Regions from separate parts of the Mus musculus genome. Here region 2 is linked to region 1. The links are chromatin loops, found by intact Hi-C in ENCODE. Cell type or tissue: heart. All regions are shown on one strand. Links, peaks and the distances in the headings refer to the core of each region. The heading gives the core; the rest is flanking DNA. Region 1 overlaps Gm40741 (a long non-coding RNA gene). Region 2 holds the start of Cfap54 (cilia and flagella associated protein 54).

Region 1 (2,914 bases), core at 88-2,587:
AGTCTACTGGATGCTTGCACTCTGTCTGGTGAGTGCCGCACAATCGCATTCCTTATTTTACCATACAACAGACTCCTCACTGGATACTCACGAACTGCCATACTTTGTGCTGAGCTGGGAGGATTCCGAGATGAACAAAACAAGCGATTCAGAAAAGGAAGTGTGATTGAGTGTTAGGGGGAAAAAAAAAACTGACATACACCCCTCAAGTCCCTAAGGGCCCGTTGACCATTTTTTTTTAAAGTGCATCTATTTATAATGCAAACATTTTAAAGCTATCATATGCATTGATCTTTTGCCTCCATTCACATCTGTGTGAAGGTGCCAGATCTTGGAGTTACAGACAATTGCGAGCTGCCATGTGGGTGCTGGGATTTGAACCAGGATCCTCTAAAAGAGCAGTCCGTATCCTCAACCACTGAGCCATCTCTCCAGCCCCTGCAATGCAAAAATTTAAAGCTTTGGACTATAAATGGGGACAACCATTCCTGATAAACACTGCCAAGGTGGAGCCCAAGTCACCCTCAGAAAATTTGGGGGACTATGGATTTAGAGTAAAGGGCACAGGATTCTTTTGAAACATGCCCCCCACATATTCCTATTCATTCATATAAATATTCATTACTCCTCCAATTAATTCCACCCCTCCCAATATTCTATATTTACCCTTTGGCTGAGAATCATGCTTTCTCTTCCTATTCTTAGCTTTTCACCCACTTCTCTGATTCTACCACATGTTGTGGTATTACAGAGCCTATGCATGCACCACAGCACAGTTATGTGGGCTTATACACTTCAGAACAGCAGCTGTTTGTGTAGTTCTAGGCCAGAGGTGGAATCTTTTTGAACCTTAAGCTTATCACTTTTAGAAAGGAGAAAGTAATGGCATCTGTTGTGTTTTATTAAAAAAAAGATAAGAAAGGAAGGGGTTGGGTGGAGGTGTGGTTCGGTGTAGGAGGGAAAGGGGTGCCTTTGTGGACCCTTGCCAGGCAGTGGTGGTGCATGCCTTTAATCCCAGCACTTGGGAGGCAGAGGCAGAGTGAGTTCCAGGACAGCCAGGGCTACAACAGAGAAACCCTGCCTCGAAAAAAACCAAAATAAATTTTAAAAAATTAAAAAAAAATAAAAGTGGTGTGTGTGTGTGTGTGTGTGTGTGTGTGTGTGTGTGTGTGTGTGTGTGTGTGAAGTCCCCAGTTATCTGAAATGGGAAAGAGTTACTTCTTCCCAATGAAAACCACAGTTGCAAACGCAACTTTGAGACTACGGCGCTTGTGCAGCATTTGGCAACACACCCGGTTTTTCTGCTTTGATGAAGAAAGCAGCTGATTGCCTCACTCTGAGTCACGGCTTACACCTCACCTTACACAGCTCACCAGTCCCTGCCAACAGTCCCTGCCCACAGTCCCGGCATGAGTTCGCCGATAGCCGCAGAAGTCACCGATTGCTCCAGATCCTAGACTTGGACTCACTGGCAGTGAAAGAGATTTGCCTCAAAATGTAAAATTCATACCTCAAAAAAATGTTCAGAGAAAAAGGTGGCTTGTTGGTTTATTGAGTTGCGTTATTTTAAGGTTCCTGCTTTTGTTCCATAGAGAAGTTCCTGAGTTGCTGTTTGGGAAACTAATCCTGAAAAAAAGGAGTTTTGGGAGTGGAGAAAGACACACACACACACACACACACACACACACACACACACACACACACAGAGAGAGACAGACAGACAGACAGAAACAGAGAGAGACAGAAACAGAGAGAGACAGAGACAGAGAGTGAGAGAGGCAGACAGACAGACAGACAAAGGAAGGTAATAAGCTAGGAGTGTTTTTGGTAGTGTTATCACCAAGAGATCAATAAGGCAATTGCTCAAAACTATTCCCATACTGGAGTTACTGGTTCCATTGAAGGCTGATGAAATATGTCCACCTTTAAGGAGACTAAAGTCAACAGACATTAGAAACAGGTAGCATGCCTCTGAAGGTTTAGAGAGGTTTGACCCCAAAGTTCAACTCTGTCTGCATCTTAGCCTAGCCCTCATACAGACAAGGATACTACAGACTTTGCAAAGGTGGCCGAGTTTGTAGATGTGAAGATAAGAGGAAAAGATGCAACCACATTATCGTAAAGAACTTCTTTTGAAAAAATGAAATGAAGAGTTTTAGAGAATTCCATTGAGTCTGGACCCAGCCTTTCCATTTTGCTGTTATTAAAATTGGAAGATTTCAGGCTTGGTGGCATTTATCTTTGATCCCAGAACTCAGGATATAGAAGCAAGCACAGCTCTATAAATTCAAGGCCAGTTTGGTCTACATAGGGAGTTCCAAGCCAAAGACAGTAATGCAATATCTTTTAAAAAGTCATATTCTAAAGTAGAGGATCAACATATTGCCATCTAAGAACAGACCGTGATTTCTTCTCATGCCATACAAGAACAGTCTGGATATTGAAAGTCACTTTAGGGAATTTTTTTCTTTTGTATTTATACATCCAGATTCTTCACTGGTTATTTCATTTGTGTGAATAAGCCAGGACAAGGAGCGTACTGTTCTTCTATGCGGAGCAAATCTATTGTCAGTGAGATCAAACTAAATGGGTGCCAAAATTGAAGAGATGTCTAGGACTATTCCTGTGAGAATTCATTATATTGTAGTCCTTGTATTTCATTGGTGGCCCATCCCATAAGCACATAAGAGAGTTATTTGGTGTCAAACTAAAGCAAAACAAAACAATTTAAGAAAACAACACTCAACCATTAACTTTCTGTGAAGAACGATGACAGTGTCTTCTGTTCCAAATGCCTGGCTGTCAAATTCTCCTCACTTTGAAGTTCCCACCTGCCGGCACCTGTGCCAACTGCCAGCTGCTTAGAGTACCCACCTGCCACCCATGACCTGACATCTTGGTCCTGCTTGTTTTT
Region 2 (2,914 bases), core at 207-2,706, 63 kb before region 1:
TGATGCCTTCCTAGTTTTGAGAAAAGTACCTGTCAAAAATATGTCTACTCAACAAATCATTAAGATGTTTGGTTGAATTATAAATGTAAGTTAAAAATGTGTAATCAGATTAAATGCATGACCAAAACATGTAAGTTTAAAATACTCACCAGAAAAAAAAAAGTTATTTGCCTGTCTGGTATTCTTCGCTGCTTCCCTATGTCTTGAAACTACTCATTTTGGAAAGCATTAGACCAGAAAAAAGATGGCAACATGAACAAAACCAAATCTTAGAAACTGGTAGTTTTCAGTTCACAGAAATAAGTTGGAAAAACAAACAAAAAACCCAATCAGACGCTCACAAAGAGCCACCAAGTCAAGGGGAAAAGAAGTTTCTGTAATCCCAACGGAATATAAAGAGAATAAAATGTACATGTTCACAATATGACAGACTTGGTTGAGACCTAAATTCAAGGACCTGAGCAACTGCCTCAGAGTTGGTCTTAAGTCTACTTTTGTCCTGTTTTGCGACCCATGAGTGAGCCAAGAGAGGCCATGAGAACGCTGAGACCAAACCCAGTGTTAGGAAATACTTCTGTGCAGATTTTTATTTTGACCTGAGAAGGAAGACATGAAACGTGTAGGGGGAGCTAAGGGCTGTAAGAGCTGGGAGTGGCTACAGCTCAGCTTGTCTCCAGGGCCCCACCCCTGTCGTGGTCCTCCAATGGCATCTCCAGGCGCCCTCCCCAGCACCCTGCCTCAGCTTACCACCTCCGATGGAATTCGTACTTCTGTTCCATTGAGGTGGCTAGAGCCTTCTTCTTCTTCATAAAGCCCAACAGCTCCCGGATCTCCTTCTCGCAAGAGGCCAGGAGTGGGTTTTTACTGTCCAGGGGCCCGTAGAAGGCGGCAGAGGGCAGCGAGTCCTCGGAGTGGGTACATTGCGGCGGGTCGGTCGAACTCGACTTGGACTCGCTGGGCGACTTGAGAACCGCGGTAGAGGTCGGCGGCGGCGTTGGGGGCAGATGCACCGGCGACACCGATGTCTCAGAGTCTGGGGACTCCTCAGAAGAACTGGAGGAGCTTCTGGAGGACGCCATGTCTATCAGAGTTCAGCAGGCTAGAGGCTGGTGGACAAGCGGTTGCCAAGCAACGATCTCCCGGCAACCAAGCCACCTGCACGCTCTCCGGAAGCACAGCGGCCCCTAGAGGGTGAGGAAAGTACAAACAGCCTGGAAAGGCAGGATGCTCTGAATGGCTGGCTATGTGTGTAACCCACTCTGGCCTCAAACTCACTATCCTCCAGCCTCAGTGTCTTGAGTGCTGGGATTACGGACATTCACATCCAACGCCGCTTGAGAGAGGGCTTTAAAGCAAAGAACCAATAAAGAAAATTACCATCAAAAATTCATACAATGTTTTCCCTATTTGGACCACCTACTAATATCCATGGTTACAATCATTAAGATGTATTGGGCATTATTCCAAGCATTTTGAGACATTACCTGTCTCATTAATCGTCATGACTTCATACCTCAGCTTCTATCCTATCTCCTCGGTTTCACAGCTTAGGGGAACATAGCTTGACTTTGACCAAACTCAGAGGATAACTGAGAATCAGGGGACAAGTCCTAATTATGTGCTGCAAAGCCAGTGATCATAAGAAATCTGCCGTCCTGGTGATGCCCCCAAGAGAAAGCACTGAAGCTGAATTCCCAAACCGAAATTAGGGAACTCCCTGACAATCTGGTTAAGACAAGCACCTTGTGTGGCTATGTTCTCTTCCCGCTGCAGTTTGAGTTTGTGAGTAATGATCATGAGTTACTGCCACTTCAGCCTTATCCTAAATGTCACGGTGTTCTAAATCAATATGCCTTTTGCTCAACTTTAACTCCTTGACATTAATATATGCTAAATGGTTTGAAGTGTTAACTCTCCAAATACTTTTTGTTTTTAAACGGGGAGATGGGAGATTTTTTTTTTCTCTCTGATGGACAAACTGTAGGTCTCAGAGGAAATGCTTAACACTAAAAAATGTTCTTTTCTTGCATCTCATGGGCCACAATGAGTCAAATTTATTAATTTGGGATTTGAATTTCAGCTAGCGGACATACTTTTCCTTACAAATTATGCAAGCCCAAAGAAATATTGAAGAACCAGAGATAGAGAGGTTGGCTTCAAAAACAAGGTCTTTAAACACTGAAAACGACTACCAATTCTTTCACATGCAAAATATAGACGGTGACCTTGGTATCCACTGAATAGTAAAGAAGCTCACTGGGCCACAGCCTTATCTCTTCCAGCTCCAAGCCCATTTCTTTCAAGCATCTGTACTAATTTGTAAGGTTGGTCTTCTCTGTCCTATGCACTGTACCTTAATATTCTTGGAAGGAAGATCACAGGGGAAATCACTTATTGGAGCAGGTAATTATGGCTAAAGAATCTTCCAGTGACACACAAGAGCAGGGACCTCTCTGTCAGGGCCCAGTTCTCCATCCAAGAGGCAGCACCTATTCTTGATGCACAATATTTTGTATTGGAGATGAGCAACAAACTTTAACATATTTAAAGAATGCAGGTTGGGAGGGGGAGGCGTCCATTGAGCTTTTGCCAAAAAAAAAAGAAAAAAAAATAATAGACACCTTTTAGTAATAGGCTTGGTAAATTCTCCCAGATCCCATTTTCCCTTGTTTGCAGATAGCAGCTCTGTCCACTTCAGATCAAAAGCCAGTGCAAATTGCCACTGAGAATGATCTGTTGTAGCAACGAATAGAATCGGCAGGAGGCAGGATCCAATTAAATTAAAGTGGTCAGAGGAGAGGAGAGAGCAGAGAACAAAGTGGGCTCGCTCCTTCCCAGCTTCTTGCGAATGACCTTTTCTCGTAGTGTACAGATTTCAAAGTCGCTGGTGGAAAAAGAAATGTGACGAAACTCA

Evidence for each region. Hi-C counts contacts between places; a loop is a spot of excess contacts. Peaks named below come from ENCODE experiments on the same cell type or tissue, not always from the same donor. Only the 100,000 strongest peaks of a DNase experiment are listed, where the experiment ranks them.
Region 2: it touches region 1 in a loop (2.1-fold over the local background); 15 of 42 quality-filtered maps call a loop at or near these places.

What each region holds. Positions count from the first base shown.
Region 1 is chr10:93,143,949-93,146,862 of GRCm38, forward strand. Gm40741 (a long non-coding RNA gene) reads left to right here. Exons shown (of 3, transcript XR_871952.2): 2 at 1-28; 3 at 1,369-1,524. Among named protein-coding and RNA genes, the nearest start is that of Gm40741, 2.1 kb to the left of the region's middle. In heart, for the core only: no CTCF peak of the experiment used is centred there; a DNase peak (open chromatin) is centred at 1,343; H3K4me3 peaks cover 31 bases; H3K27ac peaks cover 657 bases.
Region 2 is chr10:93,080,518-93,083,431 of GRCm38, forward strand. It overlaps Cfap54 (cilia and flagella associated protein 54), which reads right to left and starts at 1,105. Exons shown (of 68, transcript NM_001347060.2): 1 at 748-1,105. The coding sequence starts at 1,079. In heart, for the core only: a CTCF peak has its summit at 1,190; a DNase peak (open chromatin) is centred at 1,134; H3K4me3 peaks cover 1,010 bases; H3K27ac peaks cover 542 bases.